3 separate regions of the Mus musculus genome follow, and all the other regions are linked to region 2. The links are chromatin loops, found by intact Hi-C in ENCODE. Cell type or tissue: left cerebral cortex. All regions are shown on one strand. Links, peaks and the distances in the headings refer to the core of each region. The heading gives the core; the rest is flanking DNA.

Region 1 (7,676 bases), core at 3,336-5,835, 270 kb before region 2:
TTTTGAATAGTTAGCTGCAGTAAAGTTTGCACAGGAACCAACTGCCCGGCAGCACTTCCTGCACCTACGTATGAGCTTTTATGGCATTTGCCTTTATCAGCTGCCCCTGGGATGGACCCCAACATAGGAGAAACACCTACACCAAGATAAGAAGCCTTGTGGAGTAAGACTTCCATTTTAAGTAGGGTTTGAGTAAAGTTTTAAGTTCCCAATACCTCTCTGGGAATTAGCATCCTACTTGGAAGAGAGAGACAAGTAAGTGGAAAACTGACATCCTGGTTTAGACAAGGTGAGTTCCCCCACCACAGATGAATGCCCTAACCAATGGGGACAGGATAAATGTACAACAATAATATGTTCCTAAATCCTGATTGGTGGACTAACTTGGTACAGATGTTGTGGATTTCCTGGCTAAAAGCCCTATAGAATTCTGGCTAAGGGTTGCCATCAGATCCTGAGTTTGGTCTGTGGCCCTGACTGATCAGTCCTGGGGTGAATGCTCAATAAACTATCAGTGTTTAGTGTGAAGTGACTCCTGGACCCCAACACTAAAAATTAAAGTTTCTGAAACTATTATGGTATAGATGTGAAGTAAACCACCTCCTATGCCATTTAAAAAAAAAAAGCTTACATGTAAAGGCTTGGTCCCCAGATACTGAGTTCACTGAGAGGTTCATAGCTGACTGTGATGTCTAACTGGAAGAAGTGAACTGTTCTTGTGACATTAAGGATGTACCTTATCCCTGGCGTCATCTTCTCCTCTCTCTGCTTCCTAGGTGACATTAGGTGAGCAGCTGCATTCTGCCCCATGGTGCCCCTTCTCAGCACAGGCATAGAAGCAAGAAGTCAAGTGACTGCAGACTGAAACCTCTGGAAGCATTAGCCTAAGGAAGTCTTTCCTCCTTTGAGTTTTCCAATCCTAGGTATCCTGTAACAGAGATGAAAACTAACACATTGTGCAAAGGACCGGAGTCAATGCAGAAACATCCACTCAGGAAATCTATTTGGTGATGGAGAGATGGCTCGACAATGAAGAACATGTACTGCTCTTGCAGAGGACCCAGGTTGGTTGTCTGTACCCAGGTGGCTGTAGGAGAACTATATAGATGTTGTGCTGGCCATGTTTATGCCAACTTGATACAAACTATAGTAGTCTGAGGGGAGAAAACCTCTATTTAGAAAATGCCTCTATAAGATCAGGCTGCAGACAAGCCTGTATGTAGGTCATTTTCTTACTCAGTAATTGACAGGGGAGGGCCCAGCCCATTGTGAGTGTGCCATCTCTGGGCTGGCGGTCCTGAGTCTATAACAAAGCAGGCTGAGCAAGCCAGGATGAGCAAGCCAGTAAGCAGCACTGCTCCATGGCTTCTGTATCGGCTTCTGTCTCCAGGATCCTGCCCTGTTTGATTTCCTGTCCTGACTTTCTTTGATGATAAAGAGTGATATGGAATCGTAAGCCAAATAAACCCTTTCCTTCCCAAGTTGTTTTTAGTCAAAGGTGGGTTAAGATTTTGGCTTTTACTGTTTATTGTAATGCTAAGTGCTGGCCTCCAAGATTTGGAGTCTGCAGGTAGCCTGAAGGACCCACCCCCCATTGATTCTGATTGGTAAATAAAGATGCCAGCAGCTAATAGCTGGGAGAAGAGACATAAGTGGGTTTTAGATTTCCCAGGCTTGAGACCACAGAGAAGGAAAGAGAATGGAGCCCTCATGGTATAATAAGAACATGCAGGAGAGAAGTAGGAGAGGCCACCATGGAAGAAAAAGAAAAATGTGCAGGAGGGAGAAGGAGAGACACCATGTGCTAAGGGCTAAGATGTGGCCCAGAGGGCTGCTCAGTTGGGTCAAGAGCAGCCAAGTTGGGACATAGAAATTAGTAAGCAGTAACTCAGAGTTAACAGTAGGAAAGTGGATTCTAACAGCATAGAGTGGAGGCAGTTACCCAGCTATTGTGCTGCCTAAGGCATATTAAAATATAAAGGCTGTGTGTGTGTGTGTGTGTGTGTGTGTGTGTGTGTGTGTGTGTGTGTGTGTATGTGTTTCATTGGGGACCATAAATGAAATGGTCTAAGGTGGGAAGGAACCCCATCATGGAATCCTTTATTTTACACAATAGTGTTCCATCATAGCAATAGAAACCTTAACTAAGACAGCTGTTTCTCAGTCGTCTCCTTAGGGGGTTCCATCCTTACTCATCATTAACTGCCTGAGTAGATACTTTTGGTTCCACTCATAACCATGGGTCATCATTGTTTATCACTTCTTTGTGCACTGGTAGCAAGGCCCCAGGGCTTGCTGAAAGGTTTCTTCGGGCTCAAGCAGTGGAAAACTGGCAAATCAGGAAATCCTGTGTCCTGGAAAGAGCTCTACTAATGGCAAGTGGGGAGTGTAGAGTAGACACCCCTGTAGCTGCTATGTCTACTTTGTGGGTTCCTCATTTCTCCTATCCCTCTCCACCTACTTTCCACCCCTTGAAACTCTAACACTAGATAGGAGAGAAAAGGATAGAGGGAAAGTAGGAGACATTATTGCTGGGCTACTTCCTGCTGGTTAGGGGCATCAAGTTCCTTGGGGCAAGTTTGACCTTCACCAACAGGATATCTAATTTCTTCTTGTTGTTTCTTCTTTGTGGACAACTACGTAACAAACTGAGACCAACAACAACCTACCAACAACTCACAACCCACACTGCCTCTTGAGGCCCTAGCATTTATGTACCCTGTGAAGAGTTCCCAGAATCCCAAACATCACACACTCACAAAAACTGTATGCAGCTGTCAAAACCACACCTCTGCTAGAACACAAGGCTAAGATGCTGTGGAGAATCTGAAGTAGCCCCATATCCCATACCTATGATTAAAACCAAAATATATTCTTAGAATATTTCTGTGTTTTTTTAAAGAAACCAAAATTCTCAATATACACCCCAGCTTCCTTGTTCCTGCAGTGAGCTCTGGCAGGTTCTATCCATCTTCAAGAAATCCAAGGATCTTAATTCTTTAGTAGCTCAGGAAAATAACCTGATCCTTAATGTACTCTATGCTGGCTAATTTATGAATAATATTGGAAATATTCAAGATACTATACCTAAAGGGAGAATATGCAAAAATTATATATATGGCATGATTATACACGGCTCATATATACTAGGCACATATCTGGCATATGTATGCATACCCAGCAAAAGAAACATGAAAATAAATATGCCACATGTTTATAGTGGTTATTTTTTGGTGTTGAGATTTAAACTAAAATATTCTTTCTTACAACTGTTTTTATTTTTCACTATATACCTGTGTTGCTTTAAAAAATGTTTTGTTTAGTGTGTGTGTGTTATGGAATACATGGGAGGTAAGAGGACAGCTGAAGGGAGTCTGTTCTTTCCTTCACCCTTATGGGAATGAGGATTGAGCTTAGGTTGTCAGACTCGGCAACAAGTGCCTTTACTCACTGGCCCATCTCACTAGCCCTGCATTGGTTTTTAAAACCAGAATAAAACATTTAGATGTGTGTGGAAGTCTGATGGCTGCTTTGCCTTTACTGCCTTTTCATGCTGTCAATTCATGCTGTCAATCTAAATCAGTAGCACCAGGTCCAGACCTCAACAGCAGCAGCAGCTGGGAACTTGCTAGACTGCGTGTTCTCAGCCCCTCCCTGCGCTTTCTGAGTCAGAAGCCTGGGGTGGGACCCCAGTGACCTGTGTGTTTTAAGAAGCCCTTCAGGCAACTTTGATGCATGCTTAAAGTTTAAGAACCACTGATAACTTTCACGTACCTGTAGATCTCAGCAGTGTTCCACAGAGTGGATCCACACAGTTCAGTTACTTCCAATGCAAGATTGCATCATTACAGGATTAATGAACTGACTGCGTGGATCTGCTAAGTAGAGAGACAACTCAGTGCACTTGCTATGGTCTGAATTCACTCATAATGGTCTAGGTTTTATGACTATTATATTTGTTTTCAGGGTATAAACAGTTTATGTTGAAATCCATGGTCCATTTAATAGACAGAATACTACACTAATTTGAGTCTAGTCCAGTGATTCACCATGACCATGTGACACAGTAAAGTTTCACAGGGCTGAAGAGAGCTTGGGTTATTTTTGGTCCTGCCTCTACTTGTCTGATGGAGATTCCCTCAAGGTGAATTTCTCTTTAGTAATTCTCCCTTTTCTCTGATTCTACATAAATGGTAGCTTTTGATACTTTTTTTGCAGACGATCTCACACACTGAGTTTAAGAGACTTCTTCCTTAGTTCCCTCATGAAGTTTTTGTTTTGCATTCTGCTTGGGTCGATCTACTGACCCACAGGCCTTACGAGCTGGTTAGCTAGTCCTAGCTCCTTACATGTCTGCCTCATGAGACGGGGTTGCCGTGTGAGCGGTCACACTTCTCTGTGAAAGCGTGAACAAACAGACACGGTGCTTCATGAAGCACCGTGCTCATTTACCAGCACAAAATGTTTTATAGTGCAAAGTCTAATATGAGAAGTGCCTGCCAGGAACATCACCTGCCTTGACGCGACTGTGCGGAGAACACATAAACTCAAAGCACCGTGTACCTCATCGCTTGGGCGGTTTCACCTTCGCTTCATCAATTTTTCAGAAACTTCCAGCAGATGGCACCAATAAATACTGCCTTCGGACTGAATTGGAAACTGGTTGGTATTTTTCAACATGAACTGAAACGTCAAACTGAATAAGCCTCCCTTGGTTCATCTAATAACAATGACAGACATTTATTTGGCACTTTTCCATTGACAAAGTGCTTTTAAATCCTCGCCTCGGTTTTGTCTCAGACCCTGTCAGCTTTAAGAGGCTTTTACGTACTTTGGACCTCTGTTGACACGCCATGTAGACACAGCAGCAGTGTGATTTATGTTAATGACAATGTTATTTTTTATAGTAGTAATAAGACAAGTCCTCCAAAGGCCAAATTCTCTGTGGATAATTTAGGCAAGATCCTACATGTAAAGACAGAGCAGAGCATTAACAACACTGTTCACTCTTTCTCTCTCATTGAAGGGTCCTGATTGCTCCCGTTTGTGTGTGCACTGTCGACTCAGAGGCCTTGCACAGACACGGAATCCTCTGATCCTGGAACAGTCTTAGGATACGAGCCCAGCAACTACCATCCTGTGGATAAAGAGAAAGTGGTTCCCTCAATTTCATTCCACTCTGCTCTCTGCTTCTTGACCTTACAACTCCCTTCCTCCTCCTGGCAGTGGACTCCAGGCTTAATCCTTTTTTTCCCTTTAGTTTTTCCCCCTTTAATTATGTGTGTGTGTGTGTGTGTGTGTGTGTGTGTGTGTGTGTGTGTGTGTGTGTGTGTTTGCCGGCACGCATATGTGCACCATATATGGGTGCCGGGTGCCTGGTGCCTGTAGAGGCCAGAGGTCTCCAAATCCCCAAGAGCTGCAATTATAGATGTTTGTGAGCTGCATGTGGGTGCTGGGAATTGAACCCGAGTCTTCTGGAAGAGTAGCCTGGTGCTCTTAACCACGGAGCCATCTCTCTAGTCTTCAAAGCTTACTTTTTATCAACACTCTGGGACAAATTTCTCCGTCTGGACTGAATTTGGAAAATGTGGCAAACAGGACTGAGTCATGTAGAGAAATCTTGAGTGCCTGAGATTGGGTTCAACAAAATTTGGACAGGTTTCAGGACTAGAACTGGGCCTTGCAGGGGGACGTCAGGTGCCTAACTCAGTTAGACTATGAGCAAAAACTGAACTGAGCTCAGTGGGTAAGTCAGGTTGCTAGAAGACAACCTGACTGCATTGAGGTTAGGTGGTGACGCTGGACATAACCAAGGGAGGTGCCAAAGAAGGTTAGTGTGTTCTGTGAGGGTACATATGACCTTCAGGAGGGTACATATGACCTTCCGGAGGTTGTGGTGCCACCTGTTTAGAAACTGGTCAAAATAAAAAGAATGCATCTTCAGAATAAATGGTTTACAAGGAACCATTGCAAAGTTGGCCCTTAAAAGACTGGATGGTTGGAAACAGTATATGTTTAGATGTGGTGAAATCTCCTGAGAAAGAGTTCATCTTCAAAAGATTGGTAACGACTGAGGCCCTCTGGAGGCTCTGATAGTAAACTCGTGGAGGCATCCAGAAAGCCTTCCATTTTGCTGGTTTTCGTGCCTTTCGGTTGATCGATGCGCTAAAGCAATATGCTGGGTGTGGTATTATGTTTGCTCTGCTGGGAATCTGGCACACATCCCGTGTGTGATAGGCAGGCAGTTGGAATTTTAAAATGATGTTAGTTGAAGTGTCAGATACTTAAAAGTGACTTGACACTAAATAAATGTAAGCTTGAAATCATTGTGGGCTGGGAATGCAGCTTAGTTTGTAGAGGGCTTGGTTAAGAACTGGACTTGGTAAGAATTCATAGCTCTCTTATGCTGTTTGTAAGATAGCATAAATCCAACTAAACAAAACAGGAATTGATTGGCTATCAAGGAGACACTTTTATTTAGCTTCATGCTAGATTACTATGATGGGGCTGTTGAGATGTGGAGTTTAAATCACTCCTTAAGGTTGAGTTAAGCAAATGCCCTGTGGTGGACAATTTGATGGACAACACCATACACCTGAGCTAAAGCAACAAACTCTAGTTATGAAAGGAAATAAAGTCAGTGGTAAGCTTGGGTTTGTGGAGCCAATGGGCAGTATGTGTATATGTGGTGACATTTTCTGAAACCCCGCATTTTATTTTATTTGAAAGACTCTCTTGAGTCGCTCAAGTTTCTATCGCTGAGAGTTCTGTATTCCCCAACTCATCCTGGAGTAGACAAAATGACACCTTGTGTGGAGAAGTGTTAGATGCTGACTGCTTAGAAAGACAGCCTTGAACCCTATTGGCAGGACTACACCAAGTTCTTCTCAACACCCACACTACATTAAAGCTTAAACTCTGAAAAGGTCTGGCTGTGTTCAACAGATGGGAGAGGAGCAAGAGTGCAGAGCTGAGCCATCACATGCTCCAACACACTTTTCTCTTACTCCTAACACAGGAAGGCTTGTGTGTAAAAAGCCTTCTAGTAAATACATGCTATTTTTACATGGCGAATAAAGCAAGAGGAAATCAGAAGTAAAAATATAAAAACTTCCAAGTGTAATGTTGGTCTGCGTGTGAACTGAAGCGCACCACCAGCGTGCTGCTCAGGGAAGGCAAAACATGGTCTAAGATAGGGGGTCCCAGCTCATGTTTCTCCAGGTGGGAAACTGGGGGCTGAGACAGATTCTGTGGTTCTCAAACTGTTGTGTACCCAGACACTGCTGGGGACCTTGAGGAGTTGAGGACAGGGGTTCAAGGGCCCACACTGAGCCCTGGACAGGGCAGAATCCTGCTTGCCTCCTAGTGAGTGCCAAAAGTATTGAGGGTCTGGGAGAGAAGCCTGACAGGAGATTTAGGCAGACTCTATATGGCAAAGGCCCCCGCCCTACCCCACCCTACCCCACCCCCTACAGCAGTCCTTGGTGAAGGAGACAGTCCTTGCTTGTTCAAACTGTTTTATTCATGGTAGATGAAAATGGATACATCTTACTCAGGGTGAACCAGGGATTAAATAACTTTTGCAGGAAGGGAAGCTCATTGGCTAAACACTTGGGACCTACCTAGACACCGCATTAGCATGGAGAACTCCAGGTTTTCATGCTATGTGACTGGTT
Region 2 (7,676 bases), core at 2,210-4,709:
CTGATTGACTGACCAGCCTAGTTTAGTCTATGAACTTCAAGCCATAATTTTGTCTCAAAAAGAAAGAAAGAAAGAAAGAAAGAAAGAAAGAAAGAAAGAAAGAAAGAAAGAAAGAGAGAGAGGGGGGGGGAGGGAGGGAGGGAGGAAGGAAGGAAGGAAGGAAGGAAGGAAGGAAGGAAGGAAGGAAGGAAGGAAGGAAGGAAGGAAACAAACGAAAAGAAGACAAACACAACAAGGTAGGCATCAATTGTGGAACAGCATCCCAGGGTGGCCTCTGGTCTCTGCACACCTGCACATACATGTGCACCCATGATGCACACACAGACATAGGTCATGCCCTTCATCTCCAAGGCCCCTCTTGCCCACTGTACTCAGCTCCTCCTGTTCCTGATGCGGAAAGCACGCCTTTTAGTTACTTCCTCTACAGTAGATTAATTTGCTATTGTAGATCACTGTGTGTTGTCTTTTTGTCTGGCTTCTTTGGAGCAGCATACTGTTTTTTGAGAGTCACTAATGTTATTTTGCATGGTGCTAATTGATTTTAATGACAGAATAGCATTCTGTCATATAGATGTACATTTCATTTATCCTTTCTCCTCTTGGTAAGTTGCTTGGGTTGTTTCCAGTTCTGCTACCAAGAACAGACTGTTGTAAACATGATATGAAAGTCTTTCTGTGGGCGCATATACACAATCTCCTGGCTTATATACTCAGGAGTGGAGCAGATCAAAATTTTAATAATATATCAAATGTGAAGCACTGTGGTGCATGCCTTTAGTTCCAGTACTCACAAGGCAGAGGCAGGAAGGAGAATTGCTCTAAGTTTTAGGCCGGCCTGTTCTACCTAGGAGTCCTGGCCAGTGACATGGTCTAGAGAAAGAAAAAAAAAAAAAAAGAAGGTAGGCATGATGGCACATAGCTATAAAACAGAAGAGGAGGTGGGAAGAACTGGAGAGCAAGACCAACCTGGGCTGCTGATTGAGCTTAAGACCATCCTGAAAGACAGGCAGGCAGGCAGACAGACAGACAGACAGACAGACAGACAGACAGACAGATTTTTTTCATATTAACTAAAAGAATGTAGGCCAGGATAGATGGCTCAGCAGTTAAGAGCATAGGCTGCTCTTGTAGGGTTTGATTCCCAGTACCCATATCAGGCCACTCATAATTGTCTATAACTGCAGCTCTGAGGGTCCCACACTTTTTTCAGGCCTCTGCCAGTTTAAGAGACATTTCCAAGAGCTGACAAAATGGTAATAGGGTCTCCAAGGATTTATGTACATTTCTAAGAAGGAAAAATTTACAGTTTTGAGTTTTCTAACATAAATGTTCAAAGAAACAGAAAGAAAAGGAGAAGGGAGAGAGGGCGTTTTTCTTCCTGGTGTGGAACTTGAGGCGCCTGTGTGTGTTGCTGCTGTAGATATTCACCACCACACACAACTCTTGTTTTCAGCAAGATCCGAACCTTATTTTTAATTCCAGACTTCAATGGTTTGTTGGGTGGCGGCCGTGGGGCTAGAATCCAGAGCATCAAGCACAATGAGCCTTGCCCCAGCCCACTCCAAATGCTTCTCAATACAGTGCCCATTAAAGAAAACCTCCAGGTTCCAGCTCTCCAGTAGGAGCCCCAGACTTCGGCATAGATGAGGGGTGAAGCGGAAGCCTCCAACCATTGCAGCCATTGGCTCCTGCGGTGCACTCTGGCCACACTTGGCATCTCTATTCCAACACAGCCCTAAGACAAACTCATGTTTATTCATGAGAAGGCGGCTCCTAGGAAGCTACCCTTCCCTTCCTCCCACTGCTAACTGTTGCTAAGGTCACTACAATCCTTCACAAGCCCCAGAGAAGTCCTTAATTGACCCCTTACCTCTGAAGGCACCCGAGGTCAGGAAGGACACAAGACTGCCTTGGTGACAGGCACTGTTTCAGTCACTCATTAGCTCCAAACATCGGCCATGACCCACACTTCTTAGCTAAGCTGATTTTCCTGTTGTTCTGTCTGAAAAGACATCTGTAAATGGCTCTATTTAAGCATTGCAGTTTCTTTCTCTCAAAAATGCTACCAAGCTCCACATGTTTTTAACTGCAATTGGGTGGCTTCCCTTTCTAATTAACTCAAGTGGCCTCTTCCTGATAATGGTGGCTATAATTATGCAGCACTTAACTCCTGGAGGACTGTTTTACAATTGGAGGACAGACGGACAAGGTGACCTTTTCCACCCTTGTTTTTCTGTGCTTGCTTCTGAGGAAGAGGAAGGCATTACTCTCCACATGCAAAATGGTTTGCACGGTTCAGAGGGACAGCCTGTGAGGCGCCCGCCCGCCCCTGTTCCCTTTATTCTCTTCCTGCGGTGCTCAGTAGCTGAGTCAGTGGGGTCAGGGCTATTGCGCACGTCTTTGGTGATGTGAGACACTGTGGGAGGAGGGACATGGTGATACTGTCATTATTGAAAATCACTTCCACCCACCAGCTGAGTCACTGGGACGTCACTACTTAGGATTCTGCATCAGTCTCAAAAATATCCCTCTGCAGAGCTTTCCTCTCTGCGGGGCCTGCCTGCTGCTCCGCTCTGAGGAAAATGCTGGTCTCCACAGAAAGCCCTGCGTCTGCACTGCCACGCCCATACGGTGCTGCCCTGCCCACCAGTGCAACACCAGACCTGTCCTATATGAGTTCTGACGGAGGCCAAGCAAATAACCTGAACTTTGCACGAAGATTCGAGGAGGCTGAAGAAGACCTCATTCATCTAAGAAAAGAAGCCAGGCGTAGAATCTAAGTTCCCTCCCTCTCAGCCTTGCTCTGAACTATAACAGAGGGGTAAAGACCTGGAGTCTGAAATAAGGATCTCTCCCCGAAATCCCATCAGTGGTAACATAGCACTCTGCTGAAATGACTGGGTTGCCTTCACTCAACCGCAGACTTCAGAACAAACTAGAGTGCCCCGCCCCCAGACCTTTTTTCTTGTTTTCAGATCACGAGTAATAATCACTCCCAGCTCCTCCAAGTTCAGACCGAGAGCTTTCCTACAAACGCTTGGCTGCTTTCCAGACCACCACTGAGAGTCCAGAAGGAAAAGTAATTTGCCACATGGTGAGGTGGTAGGGACGGGTGGTTAAGGTCTCAACTTTGGAGCCAGACAGACTGGAGGAAGACTGATAGGCGCGCCATTGGGCGTGGGGGGAGATAGGGCATGGGGAAGAGCTGACTAGGTTCTCAGTTTCCAGCCACCATTATCACCACGGGGCTGTTCTGAGGATTAAATGAGATGATGACCAAAGCACTCAGTGTAGGGTGACATTTACCAAACCCTCTGCAAAGGTCACAGCTGCTACTGTGAATTTAGGATAATTACCCCCCAGTCTCGTGCCTGGCAGTGGCTGACCCTGGTCAGATACTGTGAATGCTGGGTCTGGTCTCACTTTTGAAGACTTTTCTGTAATGGCTTTTGTGCAGGAGAGTCCTGGGTCTGAAGCCACTGAGTTACACTCTCAGGCCTAGGCAGGTTTTTTTTTTTTTCCCCTCCAAAAATAAATTATTTAAGTTTTAATAATTATTTAAATATATGTTAAATTTAAAATATGGTATTCTATTTTTGAGCAGTTTTTAGAATCATGTTGGCATAGCAAATCTTTACTGGAAAAAAAAAATTTTTTTTCTTTTATCGTATGAGTGAATAGAGCCCCCTACTGTTTGGATAGTCTGACCTGTCTGGGTTTTGATTTTTAGTTTGTTGTTGTGGAGTTTGCGCTTGATTCATTCAATTTGCAAACTCTTGAGCCCCTTCTAGAAGGGTCTGTGAGGCTCAGAGAATTGGTTAATACATCTACTAAGCACAGCCCTGAGAACGTGGGGACACCTGCCTCTCCCCTGAGAACTTGGGGACACCTGCCTCTCCCCTGAGAACTTGGGGACACCTGCCTCTCCCCCTGAGAACGTGGGGACACCTGCCTCTCCCCTGAGATCGTGGGGACACCTGCCTCTCCCCTGAGAACGTGGGGACACCTGCCTCTCCCCTGAGAACGTAGGGTCACCTGCCTCTCCAAGGTTAAAAGCCGGTGAGAACAGGGCATGCTTTTGGAAGAAGGAGGCACAGGGCAAGCTTCCACGTCAGAGCTGTGGTCCTCCTCACAGGGGCTGAGAACCCTCTCACTGGCCTCTATGGGGCAATATCTGAGGAAGCCTTGGCACGTGGCTAACACAGAACGATCCGTGACAGACAGCTCCTTTCCCTATCCACTATGCTTTGAGGTGATGGCTGAAAGCTACACCCAGCCTCCATCCTTCAGAAGTGGACGCAGGGGTTGGATCTAGGCCCCAGACTCTGGCAAAGGTGGGGCAGAGATGGGACTGCTCCAATCAGCTTCCAGATTTCAGACCGGCACTCCTACATTGCCCATAGAAGGGTGCAAGGGCAGCGCTTTCTCCTCCTGAACATCTGTGGCCTGGAACCCTCTTCTGAGAGACTTCTGCCTCCCCACAGGTCAGCCCAACCTCTCTTCTAAGATGTGTCTCTCCTAACGTGTGTCCTGGCAGTGCCTGGCATCCCGCATCAGCTTTAGGGTGGCCCGAGGTCTCATTTGCCTTCCCGAAGCCTCATTGCTTTCCAGATGATCACCAGTATTCCTAACATGAGCTTCTGCCTTCCCTCTCCTCAGGATGAACCAGGACAGAGACATCTTCATCCACAAGGAAAGGCTCAAAGGGGTCTGTGAACTGAAGGGGGAACCATATTTTGGACCTTTTCATATTTCTAAAGAAAAGAGACAGGAATGTCTCCAGGGTCAGCATTGTTCTTCTTTTCTTTGTATCTTTTATAGCTGACAATGGCCAGCACACAGTAGGCACTCAGAAGATGTCCCTTCCGTGTGAGGATTATCCTATTCAGGCCTCCCTACAGGAACATCGTGGTTCAACAATAGTCACAGTTGCACTTGATGAGCAGTGAGCTGATGTATCACATTGTACAAAGACCAACTGGCATGGTGGAATTATCAACTCTGGGCATCGGGAGAGTAGGGAGAGTATCTCAAAGGTTTCCCATCAGCCCAGAATTTCAGGGGCTAAATTGGGGGACAAGAAGAAACGTAACTCCGGCTACACACACACACACACACACACACACACACACACACACACACACACATACACGACAGCACCTAGCCATGGTAGCATCTACCACGGACTAAATGATAGCTCTTGTTTTTTGAGATAGAGAGTCATGGTGTATTCCAGGTTGGCCTCAAACAAAATCCACCTGCCTCATCTCCTAGGTTCAAGGGATCAATAGGTGTATGCCACCATGTCTGACTGTATTGTCCAAGTTTTAAAGTGCTAGTTTTGGTTTCCTCTGTCTTCAGTGGCTGTGTGTGCATACTGGATCCTTGGCCTATATTCAACGTACATTGCTGCTTCAAGTCTTTTGATTTCACGACTGTCACTGTAGACTCTGTGACCATCCAAGGGGACAATCTGGGATATCAGTCCTGAAAGCAGAGGAATGTTTGCAGGAGGCTGTAGCTGAGGCTGTAACAATGTGTGTGGCAAATGCAGAGGGAATGCACACAGAAAATGGGGAGCGAAACTTCAGTGCTCAAGACTCCTTACCCATCAAGAGAGCATGGGGGCATGCATGTCCTCAAACTGTGCAGGCAGACAGAAAGCAAATCACTATTGAGAATCCTAGAAATCCTGGGTAGGCTGTTTAAATTGTGTTTCATAAAATAAAATTGATGTTTTAAAAGTCATGCCACATGGGGCTGGAGGGATGGCTCAGCAGTTAAGAGAACTGGCTGTTCTTCCAGAAGACCTTGTTCAGTTCCCAGAACCTATGTGACAGCTCACAATTAACTGTAACTCCAGTTTCAGGAGATCTAACACCCTCCTCTGCTCTCAGCTGAAGAGTGATATCCCTGGACTCAAATAGTATGTTATCACAAAGAGAGTTTTATTCCGCACAAGTCCAGCATGCTGGGGCCTCCCATTACCAGAATAGAGACACCCAAGTGAGCTTGCAGGCCTAATTTAAAGCACAGTAGGGAATTCTGGTGCCGGTGACCTGAGTTAATCTGTTGGGTCCATCTCTATGGACATTCCATTACCAGGGTGTTGAGACTGGAAACTTGCTGGGGAGGTCTGGAAACAGTTACTGAGGAAGTAGCTGAGGAAGTCTGGAAACTGTTGCTGACCCATCGTCCTTGCCTCAGGCCAGGTGGCAGGGCAGCTTCTGAGGGCTGGACTTGCCTGGAATTGCCCAGTTCCTGGAGACAGAGATTTAGGCCTCATGTCCTGAGCTGCTAATCTGAAGCCTGTCCTGGAATCTGCTCAGCCTTCTCAAGGGGCTGGAGAAGTTTCGAGTGGGGTGGGCATGGTGAGAAGTGCTGAAAGGAGCCAGGACTCTCTGACTGGTACTGAGAGACTGGTGGCCAACGCCCCATGTTGATATGTTAATAGACACCTCAGTTAGCCATTTGTTGGGGTTTCTAAGTGGATCTGCTATTGTGAGTTCACAAGGGACATGACCAGGAACTGGTTCCTGGTGGGAATCTCACCTCACCTAGACTGTGGTAAATGAATGGCAGAGAACATTTAGAGTCGTTCGGCTTTTGGGTTGATCAGTAAAGGATACAGATGTAATACTTTTTATTCATTTGCTTTAGTCTTTTTGTTGGCATTATTTGTTTGAAACAAGGTCTCACTATATGGCCCAGACTGGACCAAACAAATTATGTAGCCCAGGCTAGTCTTGAACCCATGAGCCTCCTGACTCAGAAGGCTGAGCAATTGCAAGTGGTTTGGAATAAACAATCCAGTCCCTCTTTGTTGTTTAAAGACATGGCAAGATTTATCCAGTAAACTGAGGGAACCATAGCAGCCGCACAGGATGTTTACTAAGCCACACATTCCCAACACACATTTAAACATGGCCACGTGTTTACTTAGGGATCATCTTACCCATGGCTTGGCTTTTAGAAACTGTGAGGCCTAAGAAAGGAACAGCAGCCAGGGCTGGGGACGGCTCAGTGGTGGCTCCATCTCAGCGAGTGCAAGGAAGGCCCTGAGTTCAATCTCCATCACCTCAGAAGAAAGGAAGAGGAGGAAGAAAAGGAGGATAAAGAAGGGGGTGGGGGGGCTGGTGAGATGGCTCAGTGGGTAAGAGCACCCGACTGCTCTTCCAAAGGTCCCGAGTTCAAATCCCAGCAACCACATGGTGGCTCACAACCATCCGTAACGAGATTTGATGCCCCCTTCTGGAGTGTCTGAAGACAGCAACAGTGTACTTACATATAATCAATAAATCTAAAAAAAATAAAAAAAAAAAATAAAAAAATAAAAAAAAAAGAAGGGGGTGGGGAGAGGAGGAGAGGAGAGGAGAGAGAAGGGAGGAAGAGGCAGTCTTTCCTCACTCACACTGGACACATGCCAACCCTCACACTGGACACATGCCGACTGACCACTGTCTCTCGCTCTTTTCTCTGTCATCATCCTTCACATTCCTTATCACTCACACTCCTCACTCACACTCAACACTCATACTCTTCCCTCACACTCTCCATCCCTCACACTCATTCCTCACATTCATCATCCCTCACACATCTCATCCCTCACACTCTTCCCTCACACTCATCACTTACACTCATCACTCACACACGCTGTCCCTCACACTCCTCAGGTC
Region 3 (7,676 bases), core at 3,336-5,835, 210 kb before region 2:
CTGCCAGCGTGGGAACCTTACTGTGGGAAGCAGTTGCTGTTAGGTGACAGGGATGTTTTTCTTGACTTACCAAACAGCCACAATTGCAAAGGACGGGGTACAAACATGAACCATGTAGGCTGCTCTGAATGCTCTGCTGGTCTTGGGAAGTTACTGGGAAAGCTCTCACAGACGGTGGAACCTTGCCATCACAACCCAGCTGCTTGCCCTTGCTTCTCTGCAGCTCGCTGTGGCACCCTGGGGGCTCTCATGAAGACTGACATTTGAGTGTAAACTAGGTACAGTAGGCCAGGCTTTTCCAGATCCCCCCTGAAGCCCCAGTTTGTGCTGTGTGACCATTGATGGGTTATGCCATAGGACATGATCTCATGGCTGTCAGAGCTCCGTAGTAACAGTGGGTCTCCAAAGCCCTCACTTTAGTTTAGTAAAGACACCCGGAGTCTTACTTGAAGGACACAGCTCACAGAAATCTCTAGAAAATCCAGAATTGTTAAATATAAATGCCTTTTTTTCTTCAAAGGAAGAAAACAACTGATCCCTTTTTACCAAGAAGGCTGGAGTGGGTTCTGTCTGACAACCTAAGACTTTTTCGCTAGTCTATGGAGCCAGCCTTCGTGAATTCCCCCAGATCCTGAGCATTATCTAGGTCATAACCCTGAACCTAGTCTCTCAGTGACTAGAACACATTCTTATGAAAGAGTCCCATGCACTTTGCATAACTGATACCTGGGAACCTTTCCCCAAAGTTTTACTGTGCTGAAATGTGTAAGAAAAATAAACTCCTGGGTCAGACCCTGAAGTTTTGGACCCAGCACCTGCTGAAGCGGTGCTGATCCAAGATTCGTCCTTCACCTCACTCTCTCCCCAGGCTGTTTCCCTGCTGTCCACAAGGCTTGCAGGGACCCCGACACCTATTGAGGCCAGGGAACAGAGCAGGTGGGAATCATCAGAGCCTTCTCTTTCACTCACCACAGCCTGTGTCTGTGATGGACAAGAGTGTTGGATGCCGATATCGTCCGGGGAGATGCGGAGAACCTGACATCGTGCAACAAAAGAGAAGCTAGAAAGAGGCTGACTCATATCAGCACAGTCTCACTCCTGAGACTGACATTTTGATCCCTAGTGCCAATGATAATGTGAAAGTTACCATTCCCTGGTCTCGGCTTGTGTTGTCATAACAAAAGGCATGAGGCGGGGAAGTTTATAAGGAACAGAAATTCTCCCAGTTCTGGAAACCAAACCTCCCAAATAGTCTTTCCTTTTCTCTAGTGACTGAAATGGCTTGCACGGGTGCTATGGAGTGTCCAGGAGTCAGGTTGAAACCTCATCCCCACTGTGGTGTTAAGATGTGGGGACTTCAATCAAGTGATGGCCATGAGGGTTCCACCCTACACAAGGCTGGTTCCCTCTCCCACCGTGTGAGGATATGGTGTTCAGCCTCACTTTGCCTCTCTGCTCCTTCTGCCCTGTGAGGTCAACTAGAAGGCCTCATCTCTCCAGAGCAGGCCTCCAGTAGCCAATCTTGAGCCTAGATTTGGCCTCCAGAACTATAAATCTCTCTGCCTCTTTCAAAGGCAGAGGGCTCTTGTGCCCCTCTCAGAGCTAGCTTTGGAGTTCAAGGGAGACACGAACCGATCCTGTCAAGTCATTCTTCTGTGCCAGAGATCAAACAAAAGACATCTACATGTCTGGGCAACACAGGCCTTTAAAGGGGCAGGGTGTCTGTTTGCTAGAAGAACACACACTTGCTTCTGTGTTGAAAAACCTGGGTAACTCATGGAAAGGAAATCAAAGAAAAGACATATACAGAGACATTCAGTTGGTTTTAGACGGAGAAGGAACAGAAGAGCAGAAGAGTGTGGGAAAGCCTGGGAGAATAAAGGATGCTGAGGACAAACCTCGGCCTGGTTAGTGAAAGCCTGAGAGTCAGAGGGTTTTAAAGAGATTTGGTCGTGCAATGAAAGAAGGCGCAGTAGGTAAAGTGCTTGTCATGTAAACTGAGGGTCTGAGTTCAAGTCTCAGTACCCATGGGGGAGAGATGGGGGTGATGGAAGAACTAGGTGTGGTAGCTCAAGCCTGTAACCCAGCACTGTAGACAGGAAGAAAGGATGGCCCCCGGGGCTTGCCGTTGGCCAGTCTAGCAAGATCATTAAGCTCGAAGCTCAACGAGAGATTCTGTCTCAAAAACCAGGGTGGAGGATGATTGAAAAGACACCCAGGGCTGGCCTCCATAGTCCTTCACACACACACATGTAAACATGTGCACACACCTTGGTGACACATAGTTCTTCACACACACACATATAAACATGTTCACACAACTTGGTGACATTTTTCTTGGTGGTTGAAGCAAGATTTGAGTCCCTTTGCCTATATCTCTGAATCTCTGTTTTGTTCTTCTAGGGACCGGAAGAATTTGAGTTTGTGGCTTAGGTTCCTCCTTATGCAGTGAGTGCTGTTGGCTGTAGACTCACTAGGGGCTGGGATGTATGTGCTACAACAGAGAAGGCACTCACTGCCTTGGAGCAAATCCTAGTCTGCACCCTTGCAAGCAGAGGCACTGAGTAATCCATACTCTGCTCTTTCCGTTGTCAAACTCTGCTGTGGCAATGTCTATCTGAAAATGGATCTGACTGCTGCCCGGTATAAACCAGAAAAGCCTAAGCTCTTGCCCAATGACAGTCAGTCAGTGAAGACTCAAAACCCAGATCTGTGTGGCTCCAAAGACATCTTGTTCCATCTACTGTCTTAGTCATTGCCCGACGACTTAACATCACTAAGCCTCAACTTTCTCACATATAAAAGGAGAATCACGATATCTACATCAAAGATTGGGATCAGAGAGAGCAGATGAGCTGGCGCACAGTCAGGATTAACTCCATACCTTCCCACCTCCAGGCACAAATGTTTGATTTCAGATGTTTGACTTACAAACGTTTGATTTCAGATCTTTTCTTGAGAGCCGGGGGAACATGCAGAGAAGATGGGAGAACTGGGGTGTGGACAAGAGGATGTCACCAACAATCAGCTTTGCCAAGTAAACAACTCTAACTCTCATCTGGTGGGGAGGGAAGGGGAAAGGGTGGCTACCTCCAAAAGGACTTAGACCCAGAGCTGAAGAGGCCCCAAGGGACCGATGCAACCAGGAGGTTAGAGGTTAAATAAAAGATGTGAGTAACGCAGTTGGCAGACAGATTGCTGTTCTGCCAGAGCCCAAGTGCTCCTGGTGAGCAGAAGGCAGCAATGTGACTCATGTGGCAGGGATAGAAATAGAGCCCCCAGCTTCTGTAGGACAGATAATTTGAGGTTTGGCTAGTTCCCGAATCTTTGTCATGCTGAAGGAAAAATGAACAGTGCCAGAGAAAAATCTACATGGGAGGGAGATCATCCGGCTCTGATGTGCTCTGATCTAAGGATCTGGGAAGAAAGTCCAACGCAAAACATGGTGTGTGAGTTTGGGAGACCTCAGGGCTACAAGGTGTGCTGCAAAGAGAGGCATTTCAGAGAAACTGGCAACACACAGGACCAGCCAAGGAAACACAGAAGCCAAACTCCTGGTGTCCATTGTCCCTTGTTAAGAAGTATGGACGTTGTCTTGTGGCCCATGGCACCCCAAAACAGCAAAGAAGACCCAGATGCCAGTCTGGAGGCTGGGATCCTAGATGGCTGCCTTTCTCCTGTGATTTTTCCTAACCATCCGAAGGTGTTTCTAAGATAGTACCTTCCCACCCTGGACTTGGTATATTGAAAATCTTGCTCAGAAGGCTCCAAATCAAAGTGCCATCTTAGAAAGGAGCTTTTTGTTTACAACGCTTTCCTGAACTCAGCAGTCAGGTGGATCCCTATGAGATTGAGGCCAGTCTGGTCTACATAGAAAGTTCCAGACTAGTCAGTACTATGCAGGGAGACCTTATCTAAAACAAGCAAACAAAACCAAATATAAACAAACAAATAAAACCCCTCATCAGAGTGCAAAATTTAAGAAGAAAGGAGAGGAAAATGGAAATGCTTGGTTTTTCCAGTGCAGGGCCATTGTCATGCATGCAGTCAGTAGTACTCATATGAGCTGAGTCCACCTTAACACACAGACTCCATTTTGAAACAGAAGCTTTGCTGGTGTGTCATAATGGAACAAAGATGTCAGTTTCAGTAGTTAATTTGACACAACCCACTCAGGAGAGAGAGCCTCAGCTGAGAAACTGCCTCTATTGGATTGGCTTGTGCACATGTCCGTGGGTCATTTTCTCTATTGCTGATTGATGTGGGAGGGCTCAGCCTACTGTGGGCAGTAGCAGACCTAGACAGATGGGTCTGGGCTCTATAAGGAAAATTACAGGATGCTTGCCTGGAAGCGGGCCAGGACACAACAGTCCTCCATGGTTTCTGCTTCAGTTCCTGCCTGTAAGTGCCTGTCCTGGTTTCTGTCAGTGATAGACTGTAATCTGTGAACTGAAGCAAACCCTTTCCTTTCTAAGTTGCTTTTTGTCATGATGTTTATCACAGCAACAGAAGGCAGACTAGAACACTGGGGTGTGAAGGCTGAGGATGTCCGCCTGCCCCAGGGCCTCTTATAGAGCAGTATCAACAACAAAAGGACTGTGCATAGTTCCCAAAGTTCTCCATTTACAATAACTGGGCCAAACTGACCTCCAAGGGATCAGGAAAGAAGGCAGTTCTGTGGTGGCCCCAGGAGCCAAGGTCATGCTGGATCTTAAATGCAATCCTAGGCCTGGTCCATTCAGGTTCTGTACTACTGCTCCATAGCCTGGAGTTTCTGTTCCCCAAATAAGCAAAGGTAGCTATCCACTGTGGAGAAAAAGCTGTGCACACCAAGAGCTCTGTTTTCATTTGCTATTTATTTTAAATTTCTTGTTTTGTGGCACACGCACCACAGCTTGTTGTGTGGCAGGCAAAGAACAACTTGGGACAGTCAGCTCTCTTCTTGTACTGTCTGGGTCCCAGGGATCCCACTCAGGCCATCACGCTTGGAGAAAGTCGGCCTTACCTGATATTCATCTGGTTGGCTGCACCCTAATAATCTTGTTCTTCTCTCAGACCCCACATCTGTCTTCACTGTGGGCTTAAATGTGACCCTCAGTTCTCTACACCTGTCCCTTCATCTCATCAAGTCATTGCAGAAGTCATATTCACCCTGGACTTTCACCAGGCTTTGCTGGGTCATGGAGACATAAGTACCATCATCACCCCCTAAATACCTCCAGTGGGAGAGTTGGAAATAGAAACCAGAAGACATTATAAGTCAATTCATGCTTGTACTTAAGTCTCAGAGTAAAAAGAACAATAGTCAACACTTAAGACAGAAAATGCTCTGTGTCCTTGACTTCCTTTTAATACAGGGTCGTGCTAAAGCATATTGTTCTTATACAATTACTAAATTAACAATCAGGAAAATAAAATTAAGGTCATATTGAAACTAGAGAAGACATCAAAGATACAAAGGATGCTGAATTTAAACCTAGACTGGAGGACGGAAATTTTGATGTTTGGAATAGTGGAGGCAGTGAGGGCTTTGCCTCAAACAGCGTAAGGGGTGGGGCAGAGCAAACTGTATTTAAGAGAGATTTGTGCAAAAAGATGGGGAGGATCTAGCCGCACCATTGACAGCCCACAGAACCAGCTGCAGTCTGCCTTTCCTCTGGGGTTCTTTAGACTCAGTATATCCGGTATGAACTCATCGCATCCATAGCCTTTTGATGGTTTTCCGTGACTGCCCTCTCTGAGAAGCACGCCACCAGCTTGCTAGCTTCTGATCACAAGGCATGCGTGTTTTCTCTCCCCTTCACTCTCTGTAATCATATGTGGTGCTCTTCCACGTGGACTTCCTCTGATGGACTCTGGCTCTCTGCTTACGTTCCCACCTGAAGGGTCCACTTCACCCCAGTGTGTCTCTAAATGACTGCAGCCATTCCAGCTGGCACACTTAAGCTTCCCTCCATCGCTCGCTCGCACTTCCTACCCTTGAAGGAAGAATGAATCTTCCCACAGCACAGTTTTCTTCTTCATGCTGTGTTGCCCTGTTGCATAAGACCAGAGCCCTCTGCTTAAAAAAATAGTGTTTAGCCGGGCGTGGTGGCGCACGCCTTTAATCCCAGCACTTGGGAGGCAGAGGCAGGCGGATTTCTGAGTTCGAGGCCAGCCTGGTCTACAGAGTGAGTTCCAGGACAGCCAGGCTATACAGAGAAACCCTGTCTCGAAAAACCAAAAAAAAAAAAAAAAAAAAAAAAGTGTTTGGAATAGAGGAGGAATTATTTCAACCTCCATTTTTTCGGTGTTTCTGAGATGACGGTGGGATATTATTTTAGAGAGTCATTATTAAAAATAAGAGATTTCATAATCAATTTTGAGAAAAACATGAATAAATTAATGTTAATACCATCGCAGTATCACACATAGCAAATCTCAGAGTGTTTATAACCTTCAGATACTGACAGTTTGAGAAAGGGTTTTTTTTTCTCCTCATTATGAATCTATAAAAAAAAATAAGTGAATTATATGCAGCCAGAGAATCTTTTAGAGAGCCCTAAAATGAGCTGGGTGTGGTAGTACACACCTGTAATCTAGTACTTAGAAGTGGAGGCTGGAGGATCGGAGTTCAAGTTCATTCTCTGCTACATAGCAAGTTCAAGGCTAGCCTGGACTATGTAAGAATCTTGTCTCAAACAAACAAACAAACAAACAAAACTGTATATATTTCTCGCCAGCTCTCCTTTCTCTAACATACCCTGTACCCCAACACACAGTCTTTGTCAGTCTAAAAGGACTCGTTGTTAGCTTCCCTTCCTAACCCACCCCAAAGTCCATGAAACCGACAATTCTGAAGCACGGGTGGTAGGCTTGTCCGTTAGCTTGTCCAACACCATTCCTCAGGAACTCCACCTGCTTTCAGACTGCATGGCCTGAATTAAGGCATGTGACCAAGAGCGAAGCCAATCACCTCTCTGCATTCTCATAGCAGATGTAATTTGTTCTGGGGCCATCACTGGGCCTTAGTCGGTAACCCCGGGAGCTACCAGACAAGAGGCTATGTGTCCCTGTTGGACATGAACCTGGGAAATACAGTGAGTTGCCACAGTTATAAGAGTCTGGGCACAGGAGAGGGGTAAAAACTTCTGTAGGGTGTAGTTGATGCTGCAAAAGGAGCTTGAGAAATGGAGAGGGAAACATGGGTCTGTGTTGTCATATAAGTCTTGAATCCAGCCTGTTTCTAAGCCAACCTGACCACCTCCCCTGCCCCAAGCCATCCTGTCCTTTGAGCTAACAAAGTCCCCATTTTTTAAAAATTAAATTAAATTTCCTTTCAGTTATTCACTTTACATCCCCTTCCCACAATCTTTCTCCCACCCCCACCCCCCATCTCCTTCTCTGAGCAGATGAAGCCCCCTGGGTGTCCCCTTCTCCCTGGCATGGGTTCTCCAACTGTGCAGTTTTATTCTGTTTTCTGGGTTCTGATGTTTGCTTATTTATGCCACCAGGAGTCCTAACTGTCCTGCACCATACATCACAAGCGTGGCCCTGTAAATTCCTACACAAGTCCCCACCACTTGAACATCACCTCAGAAGAGTCTCTGCCTTGCTTGTACAAAAGCTGGAATCTGCCCTGCAGTCTCACATGCCGGGACAGACTTGTGGATGCCTGCAGAGTGTTTGCATCACAG

Evidence for each region. A loop is a pair of places that touch in the nucleus more often than their neighbours do. Peaks named below come from ENCODE experiments on the same cell type or tissue, not always from the same donor. Only the 100,000 strongest peaks of a DNase experiment are listed, where the experiment ranks them.
Region 1: a loop joins it to region 2, with 12 times the contacts of the local background. A loop is called at or near these places in 6 of 42 quality-filtered maps.
Region 3: a loop joins it to region 2, with 7 times the contacts of the local background. A loop is called at or near these places in 9 of 42 quality-filtered maps.

Annotation. Positions count from the first base shown.
Region 1 is chr15:38,975,726-38,983,401 of GRCm38, reverse strand. It overlaps Gm33123 (a long non-coding RNA gene), which reads left to right and starts at 4,037. Exons shown (of 2, transcript XR_384058.1): 1 at 4,037-4,662; 2 at 5,027-5,167. In left cerebral cortex, for the core only: a CTCF peak has its summit at 4,617 (motif pointing right); a DNase peak (open chromatin) is centred at 4,592.
Region 2 is chr15:38,705,109-38,712,784 of GRCm38, reverse strand. No RefSeq gene overlaps it. Among named protein-coding and RNA genes, the nearest start is that of Gm45924, 20 kb to the left of the region's middle. In left cerebral cortex, for the core only: a CTCF peak has its summit at 3,689 (motif pointing left); DNase peaks (open chromatin) are centred at 2,464, 2,950 and 3,352; H3K4me3 peaks cover 697 bases; H3K27ac peaks cover 1,292 bases.
Region 3 is chr15:38,915,484-38,923,159 of GRCm38, reverse strand. No RefSeq gene overlaps it. Among named protein-coding and RNA genes, the nearest start is that of Baalc, 15 kb to the left of the region's middle. In left cerebral cortex, for the core only: no CTCF peak of the experiment used is centred there; a DNase peak (open chromatin) is centred at 4,329; H3K27ac peaks cover 2,477 bases.